2 separate regions of the Mus musculus genome follow, and region 2 is linked to region 1. Evidence: chromatin loops called from intact Hi-C (ENCODE). Cell type or tissue: left cerebral cortex. All regions are shown on one strand. Links, peaks and the distances in the headings refer to the core of each region. The heading gives the core; the rest is flanking DNA.

Region 1 (7,763 bases), core at 1,906-5,905:
GAGAATAAAGTCTTCCCCCCACCCTGTTGTGCCAACCCTGGCAACCATACAGTTGAACCATGCACCGAGGAGAAGGCCAAAAGTATGAAAGTACAGGTATGTGCTGGCATGGAATTGTCTTGTTTGAGACAGGGTTTGTCTGTGTAGCTCTGGCTGTCCTGGAACTTGTTATGTAGACCAAGCTGGGCTTGAACTAACAGAGATCTGCCTGCCTCTGCCTCCTGTGTGCTACCACTACCCAGCACCAGTTTGATTGCTTTAATGGCTTTACAGTAAGTAGTAAGTGTGCTGGAGGTAGGGCATTGCCAGCTATAAATACTTTCTTTCTCCAAGGGTTGTTTCAAAGAGATTCTGCATAGAATCAGAGCCAATGCAGTCACTGTGGGTGGTGTGGCAGTTGGAGTTGCGGCCCTAGAGGTAAGTCAGTATGAAGACTGGAACTGGGGTGTCTATCAGTTTCCACCAGACCTGTACAGATTAGCTCATCTCTGAGGCTTCTCTAGAGGAAAAAGAACTCTATAGTGTTTTCATTTCTGGAGCTGAGGACTCAACTCAGGGGCCTATGGGTACCACGCATGTCTATCATTGAGAAAACAGTGCTTTGTGTAGGCTGCTCAGGGCAGACAAGAAATCAGTCCTTGAGGATCTCAATTATGTCCTTCCATGTCTCCCTGCTCCTCCCCATCAGCTGGCTGCCATGGTTGTATCCATGTATCTATACTGCAATCTGAAATAAGACTACTACTTCCTCCTGACTTGCTGCCGTCACATGGAAACCAGGAAGAGGCACTTGGCACAGCTAAGCAGCAGCAATGGGTGGAGATGAAATGTCATTTGGGCTGGAATGGATTTGCCTTTGCTGCTCAGGGACTTTGGGCTAAATAGGGACCACCTCGTGGGCTTTGTCTGCCTTGTTCTTCCACTGGTGGGGTGAGGGGGGCATCGGTCCCAGTCTCAGAGGCAGCCAAGTCTGCCCATTTCCTGAGACTCTTGATGATCCTAGCACTCCACTAGTGGATGAAGGCACTTACAGCCTGGGCATTTTCTAACACTGTAAAGTCATTGAAGGAATGTATAGAAGGCATTTTGGAACCTATAAACCAATGAAAATATTTCTAATTGACCTGTATATGCTTGGAGAGATGGGTCCTGATTGCCTAAGTTGCACTGACTTCTGTGAAGCTGGAGACTCAGCAGGGTGGGAGGGAAGGGACGTAGGTATCTGGTTCCAGCCTGGGAGGGAGAGTAAAAGTGTCCAAGAGTACACTGAGGAAGGGAGAGCTGCATTGGTCTGCGTTTATGTACCAGGAGGGCTTTGCGGTGAAAGTTCTCCCTCCTGGTGAAGGGCACTAGACTGGAAAGCTATGAAAATAACAAGCTTGTGCCAAGTCAGGGCTGTGTGGGTGGAGTCACTAGTTGGAGCCCTCCAGGAACTTAGATAAGTACGTCTAAGCTATATGCCCTACTTTGGGGAATCTCAAAATCATTTATTCTTGGCCTATCCATTGCTCTAAAGATCTGTATACTTTGGGGGGTGTATATATTTTATTGGGGGGCAGCAAAGGGGGACACAAGTTCTTCAGCAATTCCAGACTTGTGCCCTAAGGGCAGATGGACACATCGGGTATGTTTCCATCATCTTCATCAGGAACTGGGCAGCTGAAGAGTGTGGCCTGCTTGATCTTGGTGGCACAGTTAATGCAGGGGCTGAGAGCATAATTATAGCACTATGGCCACCGTTGGCACTGGCTCTTTCACCCAAGCATTCTTTTTCCTTTGTTTCTGAAAAAGGGGTCCTCTACCTCCTGAATGCTGGGATTAAAGCTGTGCACCATTACACCTGGCCAAGATCTCACTTCTTTGTTGTTTTTGCTTAGATGGAGGGGTCTCATACAGCCCAGGCTGGCTTTGAACTTTCTTTTTTTTTTCTTTTGGTTTTTCAAGATAGAGTTTCTCTGTGTAGTCCTGGCTGTCCTGGAACTCACTCTGTAGACCAGGCTGGCCTCGAACTCAGAAATCCGCCTGCCTCTGCCTCCCAAGTGCTGGGATTAAAGGCATGCGCCACCACGCCCGGCACAGCTTTGAACTTTCTATGTAGCTGAGAATGACACTGAATTCCTGCCTCGGTCTCCTAAGTGCTGGGTTTAGAGATATGTATCCATCACCATGCCTGGTTTTAGGAGGTATTGTGGATCACACCCGACTTCATGTGTGCTAGGCAAACACACCACTATAATACATTCCTAGTCTTTACCCAGTCCTTAGCTGCCAGATGGGCTCCTGTAACTGGGTGGACCTTGCTTGACACAGTAACAGTCCAACCTGAAGAAACTGAACTGAATGTCTCTGAAAAAAAATCTAAATGTCTTTTTTAAAAAATGCAATACTTTGGTGGCACATGTCTTTAACCGCAGCACCTGGGAGGCAGGAGCAGGCTGATCTCTGAGTCTGAGGCTAGCCCGGTCTACATAGTGAGGTCCAAGATAGCCAAGTCCACTCAGGGAAACCCCGTCTCAGAAAAAAAGCCCCCCCAAAAAACAAAAATTGAATGCCTCTGAACTTCAAGTGGCAGCATCAAGGGAAATGCTGTTGCTGCAGGACAGTGGCTGCCACCAGGCAAAGCCGATTTGACTATCTTCCCTCCTCCCTTCCCTTTGACAGTCCCGCCCCCCATCTGTCTCTATGGGCTTTTCCAGAGCAGCCCACAGCTATCACCCACCCACTTGTTGGGCCCAAAAAAGAACAGACTTGGCCAGAGCCACACAGCTTCTGTGAAGCCTGACCAAGAATCTACTAGGATTCTAGATAGAGAACTAGTTGGCCTTCACCCTTTGCCAGCAAACTGCATCTCCCACACAAACTCTATTCCTCCCACAAGTGCCTGTGTGGAAGCAGGAGGAGGAAGGGGATTTGTTTGTCCAGGGAGGGCTGCCACTTCATCACGGTCTAATTGCTTCTCCTGTGCCTACTTTGCCACCTGAAACACTAGCTCTACTGAACACTGAAGGGGGTCAGGGTGGTGACCAATGTCAAAGCCATATTGCACGATACTACTGCTGAGCTCTAGGCACCAGTAAGGGGCACCAGGACAGCAAAGGTAAAGGGCAGGAATTCCAGTAAGTTCCCGTCCTTGGCAAGAGTTATACCCTTTCTTACAGTCTGATCTACTCAGGTCCTGATCTTAATCTTCAGAGCCTTAAAGGTCATATTCCCCTGCCTTGGGCTATCTGACTCCCAAACGACTATATTGTCTGGTTTTTGGTGATTAACTCAGACTTTCCTAGGCTCCTTTGAGTTACTAGCCTCTGATGAAAACCATGGACCTTTTATGCAGAAAAAACATCCCTATATGGAATTCTGCACACAACCAATTCAGGCCACAGAAAGCCTTGCTCCTGTATCTGCCTGCCCAGTATCTTCTCTCAAAATCATCTCCCACACTGCTGTGGCTGCCACTGTTTCTGATCCAGTCACTTCCTGTCTCCACTATGGTTACGTCCAGAGCATTGCCTCAACCACCCCCATCTGTCCTTTTTGGTTTCTCTTACCTACTCCGTTTCTGGGGACAGGTGCTGGGCTCAGACACAAAGGATGGAACTAGCAGGGTGGTAGAATAGCGAGGAAGGGGTGTGAGATGGCTGCCAAGTAGGCAAGGCATATAAGTCAGCTGGTACCAGGGTGGAACCCTTCTGAAACAAAAGACTTGAAGCTTGAGACTTGGGCATCCCCTGGTGGCCAAATGGCTTCACACAGAAGATAAACTATGGCAGATAAAACAAAAAACCAAAAACCCCAAACACCTCACCATTTATCCAGTAATGGTTTCTCCCTCACCACCACGCCATACTCCCCACAAAACTATTACAAAATACACCCCCAGAGGTTTTCTTCTTTTTTAATCAATGACCATCTTTATCCAGTTTTGGAAATCTGGACAAAGAGAAGGCTAAGAGGAGACCTGGTCCAGTGTCTAAAGGTCTCTGTGTGAGTCTGTCAGCACATGGACCCCATATGGGCCTGTCCATCAGTTGGGCACAACAGTTTTCCTGAGTATGAGCCAGTCCCACCCTCAGGGCAGCATCCTGGTCCAGAGAGGAATAAAGGCCCCGGGTTGGGCCTATTCCCAAGGCCCCCAGGACAGTCAATAAATAGGTTCTGAGCCAGGCCTGGGAGGACAGGGTATGAAAAGAGTGGATCAGCTACCCAGGGATCCCAAAGAGGTCCTGGGAACTCTCCTGCTCTTCTTTGACAAGGAAGTAAATAAATAGACCTTAAACTCAGGAATAGGGGTGTTGGGGCAGGGGATCCTTCCCCTTGGAGTTAGTAATTAAATTCCATGTTAAAAACAAACCAGCCCTACCCCTACCAGCATCTACTAAATCCTACAGGGTAGGGCAACGGGCTAGCCTGTCTGGGGGTACACAGTACCCAGCCCTGCAGAGTCCTGGAGGAGGCTTCACGTTTGTTCAGCAGCCCCTGGGGCTCCTTCTTCCTTTGGGGGTGGCTCCAGGAAAATAGGGGTGACTGATGGTGGCTTCTTCACTCTGAAACATAACAGATGAACGGTACAGAGGAGAGGACATGCTTCAGACCCAGAAGGCCATTTCCTAGGGCAGAACGGGGTGACTCACGAGTAAGGGGAGGCTGGGACCCCCACCACCAAAAAGTGGTTCTTCTTCCGAAATAATCTCCACAGGCCCCGGTGGTTGCCACGAACATCCAGGTCCCAAATATGGAGGCACTAGCAGGGATAGAGTAGGAGAAAGAGATGGTCAAGAAGCCGTGGAGATGATTCTCTGAAGGCCTTGCGGAGCCTCACCCTTCAAGAGGAAGCATTATCTGGAGTACGGATTTGAGCAAGGGCTTAAAAGAGAGGTTCTCTTCTTTGTTTTTTTGAGACAGGGTTTTTCTGTGTAATCATAGGCTATTCTGGAACTCACTCTGTAGACCAAGGCTGGCCCTTGAATCAGAGATCTGCCTGCCTCTGCCTCCCGAGTGCTGCATGAAAGGCCCGCACTATACCTGGCCAGGAAGTGAGATGAGAGAAGTAAGAGTGTAGGAGAAGGTTCTGAGGTTGAAAGCTCTCTAACAAAGACTCTTGCTAGCATAGCAGGGGCAGCGCATGTTGATGCGGGCGCTACTGAGGGAGGTGCAGCCTGAGGCACCTTGGCAAGCTGAGTCCAGGTGGCGAAGTCATCATCTGTCTCCATTCGGATAAACGCCACATAGGTGTGGCCCTCCGTGTCTGGCAGGAAGGAGTCTTCACAAGGGTCCTTGCTGTGGTCCAAAACCTCGGCCTCACTGCATTGGGGTAAAAAAAAGTTAAGGCCGAAACAGGGCCTACTTCCTAGATGGGACACACAGGGCCCTGAACTTGAGTTAATGCTCCGCTGCTACCTTCTTTCAGTTCTTAATGTCTGTACCAGAGCACACTGGTTTTTATTTTCTATAGTGCCCATTAACGGTGTCACCAAGGAAGCTAGATTCCTTACTCCCTGCCAGGCATCCCAATTGCCCTAGGGCATACCTGAGCAGTCTGTGAATTTCCACTTCATAAGCTTCTTTCTTCAGACTGAAGGGGAGGGAGAAACATATCAGGAGAGTCCCTCAGGTCCATGGAAAGGAATGAGCAGGGCAAAGGGTCACACGGGGAAAAGGTACAGCAGGGCTGAGGTAAATTCCCAAGGCCCCAGACAGGAAAGGACTAGCAAGCACTGGCCATCAAGCCTTAGATACCCACCCCCTTAGCCTGCTGCCAGTCTCTACCTGTCTACATTCCTGAGCTGGACACCTGGAACTGTGTTGAACTTGTGCTTCTTGAAGTAGGCCTCCTGAAACAGGAATGAGGACAGAAGGCCAGGACTTCTTGGTGTGGCCCACACTTGCTCACTGACCTACTGAAGATCTACAAGACCCAGGGCCCTCCGAGTTGCTGTCTTTGGCAAGCTCTTACTACCTTTAATTTGGTCTGGTCCCTTGGCTCAAGCTACTGACCCGTAAACTAGTCCTGTTCCCACTGGCTTTCCCCAGATTTGCTACAGAGACTTAGAAGTAAAGAGAGATGGAGGCAGGAGGATTAGAATTTCAAGACCAGTCTCAGGCTGAGCTACAAGAGACCTGAAAACACAAGGGGTAGGGGTGTGTGTATCAGAGGGGGAGGAAGGGAAGACTGAGAAAGAGACACCGGTCCGTTGGATGTAGCCAATTGCAAAGATGGGTTAGAAGGAAGGAAACTGCTGATTCAGGTTCCATGAATGGCGCGAGGAAGCACTTGTCCTTCCTTAGTAGATAAGAAATATGGTAAATATTGGTAAATAAGGATTTTATTAGCTTCTCTTGCTTTTAGGAGGTTCTAAATTAAATATATCCCTTTCAGCTGTACTGTTTCAAATGCACTTTTTTGTTTCTTTTTGTTTTTTTTGAGACAGGGTTTCCCTGTGTAGCCCCAACTGTCCTGGTACTCACTCTGTAGACCAGGCTGGTTTCAAACTCACAGAGACCCACCTGCCTCTGCCTCCCAAATATTGGATTAAAGGCTTGTACCACCACCGTCTAGCTTGATGCTGTTATAGAGGCCCCGAGTTCGGTTCTCAGCACCCAGATGGTGGTTGACAACCATCTGTAACTCCAGTTACAGGAGACTCAGTGTCCTCTCCTAGATTCCTTAGCCATCAGACACAAACACGATACATGTATACACATGCAAGCAAAACACTCATATGTATAAAATAAATCATTTAAAAACATATTCAGGGGATGGAGAGATGACTCAGTGGTTGAGATCACTTGATATTTTTGCACAAGATCAGAGTTCTAGTACCCAGCACCTATATGGTGGCTCACAAGCATGTAACTCCAGTTCCAGGGACATCTGATGCTCTCTTCTGACTTCCTCAGGCCCAGGCACACACACAGTGCACAGTCATAGACAAAAAATGAAAAATAAATCTAAATTTTTTGTTTGTTTGTTTTTCAAGACTGGAAGTCCAGGATAGCGTTGAACAGCCTACCTTTGCCTTCCAAGTGCTGGGAAGAAAGGTGTTTTAATTTTTATTACCACCACCCCTAAATTTTTTGGTTTGTTTTAATTTCAGATCAAACCTTATAATGAGAGAAGTAGTTCAAGAGTTCTGAGTTTTTGCTGTTACTTTTTTGTTAGTCTGTATACTCAAACTCAGTCACCTTCCTGGCTCTGCCTCCTAAGGACTGGGATTAGGCCCAGCTGGCTTTGCTGTTGCTGGTTTTGTTTTCTGAGACAGGGCCTCAGAGTAATGCTCTTCCTGTCTCAGCTCCTCCTCCTGCTGGAATCACAAGGAGGTGATTTGCTGGGCCCTTGGCAGGCAGCATTTTTAATCCTCATTTTACAGATAGAGAAACTGGCAGAAACAGAACAATAACCTCCCTAAACTGACATGGCTAGTATGTACCAAAGCTAGGCTCCAGCATCCATGTCCTTGACAACTAAGCCATATAGCATCCTACATCCTAATTCCCCCGCTCACATGAAAGTAGCCGTTCATGTTGAGGCCGACGATGCCAAAGTGGTAGGATCGGGAAACATCCGGGATGATACACTCTCGGCCCCGGCGCTGTTCCGGCATCCGCATCCACATGTCCCAATCCCACAGCTGTGGTCACAGGACATTATGAAGGCTACAAGTCTGGAATTAACAGGGATTCCAGCCCATTCACCCTTCCCTGCTGGGTACCTTTTCTGGTGTGGGCCACTTGGGCTCAAGCTCCTCCTTGTATAAAGATTTCCT
Region 2 (7,763 bases), core at 2,558-6,557, 440 kb before region 1:
TTGATCCTTTGTGTGATCTCCTGGGTTTGTCAACCTTATCATCTGGTCATATATGATGGGATGACTTATGTCAGGGTAAGTTATAGCTAGGATCTTTGTCTTTCAGGCTGAGAATCAGGCTGAGAGCCAAACAGCAGAGGGGACCGTGGAGTCTGCAGCTACAATTAAAAGCACTGCATGTTAAGAGGCGAGCAGAACCTTCCTCCTGAGGGAAAGTGGTTTTGTACATAATGTATTTTTTCACTTTTGGGGATTCTTTTTGTATAACTCCAATAAAGATTGTAGGCAACAGCTGAGGCTTTGATGGCTTTTTTTCTTAAATATTGGTGGAATGCTTTGGGGCACTCTACATTTCTTGTGTGTACATGTTTGTGTTTTGCTATTGCACAACCCACTTCCTGTCTAATGTGGAGGTGATCAAGTGTGGCTAGAAGCCCTTCATCTTCTACTGGTGCTATGTTCTATTTCCCAATACTTGGCTGAAATCAATTACTGTGTAAGCTTTCAGTGGTGCTGTCCTTGGATGGGGTCTGCTAAATAAGAACTGGTAGAAATCAGTTTGGTGCTGAAAATGGATGATGGAATATGACCCAGGTCTTGGTTTGTCCCTATCTGCTGTTCATCTGGTTTCCATTTAAGGCCATAATCCTATCCTGGGAAAACTGGTAGAAACCTGGGAAATTGTTCCTGAGGAAAACAGTTGTTAGACTCAGGCTCACACTGTAGTATAAGACACTGGGGGGAGAAAGTGTGTTATTTTCTGTATAGAAAGGTTACTATATGTCAATAAGTGGAATTGTTATATTGTCTGCAGTTTTGTCTATAAAAATAAATATGCTAATTTTAACAAAGCCCTTGTTCTGGAATTATATATGGAAGACTGAACAAGTACAAGAAGGTTCTTGGGCTGCTGGGAGTGCCTCGTGCAATATGGAGTTGAGTGGCAAACTGGTCCATCACTTCTTGGTGTCTAGTTGTGGGATGGTGGTCAGGGTTTTTTTGTTTTGGTTTGGTTTTGGTTTTTTTGGTTTGGTTTGGTTTCTCTGTATAGCTCTGGCTGTCCTGGAACTCACTCTGTAGACCAGGCTGGCCTTGAACTCAGAAATCCACCTGCCTCTGCCTCCCAAGTGCTGGGATTAAAGGCATGCGCCACCACTGCCCGGTGGTGGTCAGGATTTTAATGCCATTGGGCTAGAACAGGCAGGGTGCAGAGTCTGAGCTGCCTCATACTGACTTGTTAAATGCTACAAAGCCTGCTGACAGTCTAGTCCTGAGGATGGGAGCTGTACAGAATGATTTTCCATTTTTTTTCACAAATTTTTTTGCTCCGTCACTAAAAGCTTGGCTAAAGAGTGTCTGGCTCTTCTTGAGAACTTTGTATTATACTCCAAGTCCTCAAGTGTTTTTCCCCATTTTTCCATTCAGAACACTTTATATGCAGTAGTAGGCCATCTTTGCTGATTGGTCCAGGATACAATTCCAGTAGATGATCCTCTACTTAGCTGGAAAAGAATTGGGCTACCCTTTAATCTAAATCTGGAGTTCCCTCTATATTGGAAGCTTGATCCCGGATAGATTTCTGTCTACAATTCCTGAGAAAGCTGAATTCAGTGAAATTTGACAACACTGGTTTAGGTAAAGCCATTTTCAAAGTGTTGAATGCCAGCCAGTTTAACTAAATATTTGAAGACATTTACTCCTGGACCTGCTTTATAAAAGGAAAATAAATGCAGAAGAAATTCTAGTTGGCTAGTTTAAAGAAAAGTGGGTTTGGGTTAAGTTCTTTTTTGCCACACAGTATTTTAGGATCAAATGTAGTTGGCCACTGTTACAAGACCCCATTTAAAAAGCTGCAGGTCTAGAAGAAATTCAGTGTTTCAGTCAAAACTGGTGAGGACTCAAGTGCTCATTTTTATCCTTAACGCTGACAAAAGCCTCTTCTGTGGGAGGTGGGGGGTCAGCAAAGGCAGAACTGTGGGTGAAGAAGCTGGATTCCACAGATGAACTGGACACCTATAGAATATGAAAGATAGGGTTTTGTTTTTAAGCAAAACTTAAGACAAACGTTGGAGTTAAACTGAGGACAAAGTTTAATGAAAAGCAGGGCAAGTGTTCTTTTTCTGCCACATGGTATTTCATGGGTAGGTTTAAGGATTAATGTAGATACCTTAATTGGTATACACTATCTAATAGAAGCTGCTTAGCCTACAGGCTGACCAGAAGTGGACTCACCATTGGTGGGTACTGGTATTCATGGGCATTTGCTGGGTTGATCTCTGCCAATGTCTGGGCATCTGTATCTCTTGCATTTACCAGCCTCAGAAAGAGCTCAGCCTGGCCTGCCTAACAAAGGAAGTGGTACTCCATTGGAATCTGGGAGTATACCCAGTCTTTATCCTCTATACTTACCTGGGGAATCTCATTCCTCTGGGCAAGGCTGAGGCTGGTGTTAGGATAGACCCGAAGTGGGAGGCGCCAACGGCCCCTAAGCACCCTCAGATCTTGGTCAAATAGCAATAGTGAGGCCCAAGCCTTTGGTTGTGGTGCCCATGTAACTCCATGCCAGGCCTGTAGTTCACAGATCAAAGATACCAGTGGTGATGGAGGCAGCCTGTGAAACAAAATCACGTTCGAGTATTTAGCTGAAGTCCCTAGTTTGTTGTAGGGCTGCTCTTGGGCCCAGTGTACAGATCAGACCTAGTAAGGTGCAGCCTTTATGACCTATACCTACTAACCTGGGCACAGGCTGCTTGCTTGCTAGGATAGCACAGTTGCCCATAGGTCCAGGAGCTGAAGGTTGTGGCAAGCAAAGGGCTGGAGGTAATGCTGTGGTCCCTCCTGTATCTTGTCCATTCCGGGCCAAGCTGGTCATTAGCTGTACCCATATCCAAGAAGTGTCAAGGCCCCGCAGGAAGTCATAGAAAATGACAAGGCCAGCCCTGAAGAATACAAATCTATGTACACAGAGCCCCTAATTCCTCCACCCGGCCAGTACTTTAAGCCTGGATGGCGGTTGGTGGGTCTCCATAAATGTCAGCATTCAAAAATGCTGTGAAGGAGGGAGCAGGCCTCACCCAGGATCATAGGGTGCTGGACCTAGAACATCTGATGCAGGTAGGAGGAAGTGGAGATCCAGACCCATTTTTCTTGTCATGGTTCCATTAAGTATCTATTGTGGACAAAAGAGTTCAGTCCTACAGAACTGCAATCTGCCCATGATCCCCAAACTGCATGTCAAGCCAGCCATCAACCCCGAATGCTGTCTTTCTCACAGTCTTTGAAGTGCCATGGAAGTTCTGGGCTTTTGTGGAACTTGTAAGTTGTGGTATTGGGGGTGCAACCAGTGGAGGGAGGAGGGAGTTATCACACCTACTCAGGTGTCCGGGGAGATCCCTGGATCCTAGAAACAACAACAAAGTGGCTTGAGCTGGAGGAAGCAGCAAACTGAGTAAGTCAGAGGGAGTACAGGCTCATAAACCAAAGATACAAAGATAGCTGTATTGACAGAAACACGTTACAGACATGGACTTCATCCTCCCGACTTGGTCCCTTCACCCCTTCAGAGTTGGGTTCCCTGGGATTGTCTAGGGAGAGGCTGTATTTTTCACTGACCCCAGGGCGACAGACTCAGGACTTTCTGCTTCTGCAATGCCAGGATTTCTGCCTCCAGGAGCCTGTTTTCGGCTTCCACCGTTAGAACCTCCTCAGAGGCGGCACTTAGTTTTTCTGAGATGAATTAAAGTGATCTGTCAAGCATTATGTAGTAATCCAACTTTAAGGGTTTCTGCACAAGCCTGGATTTGTCATCTGGCAATGGGTTTTCCTTCCTTGGGCTTACGTGCCTCCCATTCTAGTGGTGCTCTCCCTCAAGCCCTTTTCTCCTTCCAACTCTAGGACCATCAGTGTAGAAACCCTCTATGATAGACCCTTTCGTTCACCCTTGCGGTTTTGCGACCGCTGCAATTCCAGGGCTGACGCTTCCACTTGCAGCTGCAATATTTTGTCCAGAACTTCTGGGTCCCGGCCTCCACCGTGCACGTAGGCTTCACGTAGGATCCTAGCAAGAAGGCAGCAGAAAGCGATCTCCCAGACTGAACAGACTCCCGATCCTGTCCACCCAGGGCCGGGGTCCTCACCGGATCTCTGCAGCCAGCGTTTCCGGGTTGAACCGCAGGGGCAGGTAACAGAATTCCACTGCCCTATGGGTGTCCTGCAGTTTTCTGGCGCAAGCAGATGATGTCACTGACCCGAGCCCAAGGCCCCGCCCGCACTCCTACCAAAGCTGGGCCGGCAACTCACCGAGGCTGAAGCTGGAGCGCCTGGAAATGCGCACCTAGCGTTTGCAGTGCTCCCCGGGTCCGGTTGGCCTCTTCCTTGAGTTCTCTGAGCTCGCGCTCCAAGTCGAATGGGCGGGGTAATCCTCCCTTGGGTCCCGCCACGCTGTGGAGGCGCCGTTTTAATTCTGAGGGACAAATGGGCAGAGTCAGGGTGAGTCCGAGCACAGCGACAGGGCCGAGTCCTTACCTCTCACCTTCGCCGCGACGCTCCAGCGCCCGGCTCTGTGCTTCTGTTTCTGCCATGCGTCTGGCGCGGGTTCCCTGCAAGACTCGCAGCCTCTCCCCAGGGCTCCCTGCAGTCTGGGAAGTGAGACCCTCAGTCGCTCGGGGACCTATTTTCTGTAGGGACAGCAACTGCACCTGCAAATAACTCGGACCCGCTATTTCTGTACTGGGTGATTTCCAGCATGTAAATCTCTACACATGTAAAGTTGAAGTTTGTAGTCATGATTGGTGTGTACCTCCTCTGTCAGCCTCTTTAGAGCAGATGTGCTGGCTTCCTGATCACGGCTCTTTTCTTGTGCCATGATCTGGTGGCGGGGAGGCAAAAAACGTAAGAATAATGATTGATGGAAAACCTACCCCTGGCCACTGGCGGCCCTTACCTTGGTGCCTCGTTTGATCGCGACTGAAGGCTGTGATTTAAGTGTTACCTCCGGAGTCAGCCGGCCAATGCAGAATCGTTTGGTGTGTGTGGCCAACAGAGCCCAGGAGCGGAAAACCATATCACAGGATTCACAGGATAAAAGTCCTGATTCCCCTGAGTAATCGGCCATGGAATGGAATCTCTTATAGACACCAGCGTCCTACAGAGGATGTGACAAAAGAGAAAAGGCGGACTGGACAGAAAAGAGAGAAAAGGGACAAAGAATAGACCAAGTCTGCTAAATCGCCAGGTCCTTCAAATGTATGTTTATGTTTGGGGAGGTGCCCTAGCTCCCTGGGCAGCGAGTACAGGCTTAGGCAGGCCTGGGCAATGTGCCTGGCCACCTTTGGGTGGGGCCCAGGTGTGAAAATGTCAGTTTGTTCCACCAATTACAGTGAGTTTGGCCAAGTATTTAATTAACTGCGGCTTTGACTTCATTGCCTATTTAGCCTCTGATAGGCAACTGTCATCTGTACCACAGCTGTTCTCTAAAATGGACAGATTTCAAGCTAGAATTCTCCACTGTAGGGAACATTTCCGCACAAGGTAAACCTCATATTAGCAGTATGTCTTTGCATAAACCCATCTTTTACAGAATTAACACACCACACAATGGAATAGTCTTTCTAATTCCCATTCTGGGACAGGAATGATCTGAACCTTTCCAGTAATGAGAACTGGGAGACCCGTTGGGGAGAATACAATTTGTCAGATGGATACTACTTGTGAGTTAAACGAGCTCTTTCTGCTGGTCAAGTTATCGTCACCTTTACACAGATCTGTAAAAGCAACGTTCATCCTCATCTCCTAGGCGAATCTATGCCTAAAATGTTTTCAGGCTCTGAGACTATTGAATAAACTCACTCTAGCTCTTCCTCAAAGCTGGCTGACTCAACTCAGCTGTTCTGTCTCAAAGTCCTCTCTGAACTGGTTCAAACCGGCTTCTCTTAGCTTCTCATTGAAGTGCTCTACTTGGTGAAGCTGCCTCTAAACTACACTCAACTGAACTAACTCCAAGATGGATTTTCCCTGCACTGCTCTTTTTTTTTTTTTTTTTAAGATTTATTTATTATATGTAAGTACACGGTAGCTGTCTTCAGACACACCAGAAGAGGGCGTCACGGATGGTTGTGAGCCACCATGTGGTTGCTGGGACTTGAACACTGGACCTTTGGAAGAGCAGTCGGGTACTCTTACCCACTGAGCCATCTCACCAGCCCCCCTGCACTGCTCTTAAGTAGCATTTCTTTCCTGAGTTGGGCTTTGCCCATCTGTGGAGAGCTTTGTGGGGCCACTTGGCTGGGATTTGACATTAGGCCAGGACAAGGAAGTAAGCTCAGGCAGGAATCTAATTTGGCTAGAACAAAGTAGTAGGCTTAAGGCAAGAATTTTACTTTGGGCTAGGACAGGGAAGTAGGCTCAGATATCTTGGTCATCCTGATAAGCACTTAGAAACAGTGAGCTTGGGAGTTTTATTGTCTTGCTTATTCTCCAGCCTAGAACTGATCTTATTATTTGCATGTAATTAAAATGATATAAAAGCAAATTGGGGGAAAAAAAATAAACCTACTTCAGCCTCAGACCTTGCTGAGTTCATACTACAATGAAAATTGCCTTTTTTCTTTTTAATCCTCGCTCCTGAGCTGATCTCTCTGACTCATTTGGTCAGATATTTCTGATTCATCACACTAAGGGCATGTCTGTATCCAGCGAGGTCATACAGACATCTATCTTTTGGATGTGATCCTTTTCAAGAGCAAACATGTTCCCTGATTAAAATTCGTCTACACAGATCCATGCACCTCATTTCTGAAGCAGCCTTTCCTCAGTAAGACAGAGCTGTTAAGGTAGTTCTCTCCAAACATCCAAAGAGGAGCAAGTTACACGATGTTTATGTGCTCTGAAACATTATATAAAAGGCGAGCATTCTCTCCACTGCCTTAATAAACTGTTACTTCATAGATTTAAAAGATGCTTTTTCTTTTTTAGTGTATGGGTATTTTGCCTGCACGTATACCAACGCATTCAGTTCCCAATGAGGTTAGAATTGGGGTGGCTTAGGTTATGATTGCTAGTTGCATTTTGAACCGTAGCCAACTGAAAGAGCAGCTAGTTGAGTGCTCCATGGGGCCATCCTTCCAATTCCAGCAGATTTAGAAAAATGGGCTACATGAGCATTATACTGAAAGTGTTACCTTTTGTGGTGGTTTCAGGTAGTAAATCGAGGGCCTTGGCCATGCAATGCAAGTAAATGTTCTGCCAATGAACTATGACCTCCAGCTGCCAATTTCCTTAACATATCTTAACATTTAGCCTGTGCATGTATTTGTGTTAGCACAGGTAGGCCAGGTAAAGTATCATGTCAAGGGAGTCATTTGTCTACTTTCATCATGTGGATCCCAAGAATCAAACCGAAATCCTCAAACTTGGTGACATAAACTTAAGTTCACTGAGCCATCTTGGTGGCCCTAAAATGTGGAACCACAACCATAAAAACTGCAAAAGCCACAAGCGCTCCTAACCCACTAAGCCATCTCTCCAGCTCTTCATTCATTTTGTATGTATATGTGCATATCAAGTTCACATATACAACTCGGAGAACAAATTGTGGAAACCATTTCTCAACTTCCATCACCATGTGTTTCTAGGTATGGAAGATGTAAACACTTAGTGGGCAAGTGCTAACCCTACACGGAGTCATTCTCATTCCTCCATCTCCACTGTCGTCTTACTTCATTCAATCACCCCCATGCACCCATTTAATTAAGTAGGAAGCACTT

The links. Hi-C counts contacts between places; a loop is a spot of excess contacts. Peaks named below come from ENCODE experiments on the same cell type or tissue, not always from the same donor. Only the 100,000 strongest peaks of a DNase experiment are listed, where the experiment ranks them.
Region 2: it touches region 1 in a loop (4-fold over the local background); 1 of 42 quality-filtered maps calls a loop at or near these places.

Annotation. Positions count from the first base shown.
Region 1 is chr4:116,155,961-116,163,723 of GRCm38, reverse strand. Pomgnt1 (protein O-linked mannose beta 1,2-N-acetylglucosaminyltransferase) reads right to left here. Exons shown (of 22, transcript NM_026651.2): 16 at 7,710-7,763; 17 at 7,503-7,628; 18 at 5,767-5,831; 19 at 5,528-5,572; 20 at 5,166-5,301; 21 at 4,632-4,741; 22 at 3,880-4,544. The coding sequence ends at 4,457. It overlaps Tspan1 (tetraspanin 1), which reads left to right. Exons shown (of 8, transcript NM_133681.4): 6 at 1-96; 7 at 334-417; 8 at 689-1,843. The coding sequence ends at 736. Among named protein-coding and RNA genes, the nearest start is that of Tspan1, 7.8 kb to the left of the region's middle. In left cerebral cortex, for the core only: a CTCF peak has its summit at 3,737 (motif pointing left); DNase peaks (open chromatin) are centred at 2,702, 3,510 and 3,661; H3K27ac peaks cover 2,731 bases.
Region 2 is chr4:116,594,137-116,601,899 of GRCm38, reverse strand. Ccdc17 (coiled-coil domain containing 17) reads right to left here and starts at 5,170. Exons shown (of 13, transcript NM_001037916.3): 1 at 4,943-5,170; 2 at 4,799-4,867; 3 at 4,532-4,637; 4 at 4,300-4,462; 5 at 4,137-4,220; 6 at 3,939-4,057; 7 at 3,613-3,726; 8 at 3,273-3,400; 9 at 3,075-3,169; 10 at 2,736-2,939; 11 at 2,410-2,611; 12 at 2,233-2,343; 13 at 1,634-2,013. The coding sequence starts at 5,113. The coding sequence ends at 1,882. C530005A16Rik (RIKEN cDNA C530005A16 gene) reads left to right here and starts at 4,270. Exons shown (of 3, transcript NR_029450.1): 1 at 4,270-6,058. It overlaps Nasp (nuclear autoantigenic sperm protein (histone-binding)), which reads left to right. Exons shown (of 16, transcript NM_016777.3): 16 at 107-848. The coding sequence ends at 184. In left cerebral cortex, for the core only: CTCF peaks have their summits at 4,173 and 6,086 (motif pointing right); DNase peaks (open chromatin) are centred at 3,018, 4,241, 5,039 and 5,381; H3K4me3 peaks cover 2,233 bases; H3K27ac peaks cover 1,938 bases.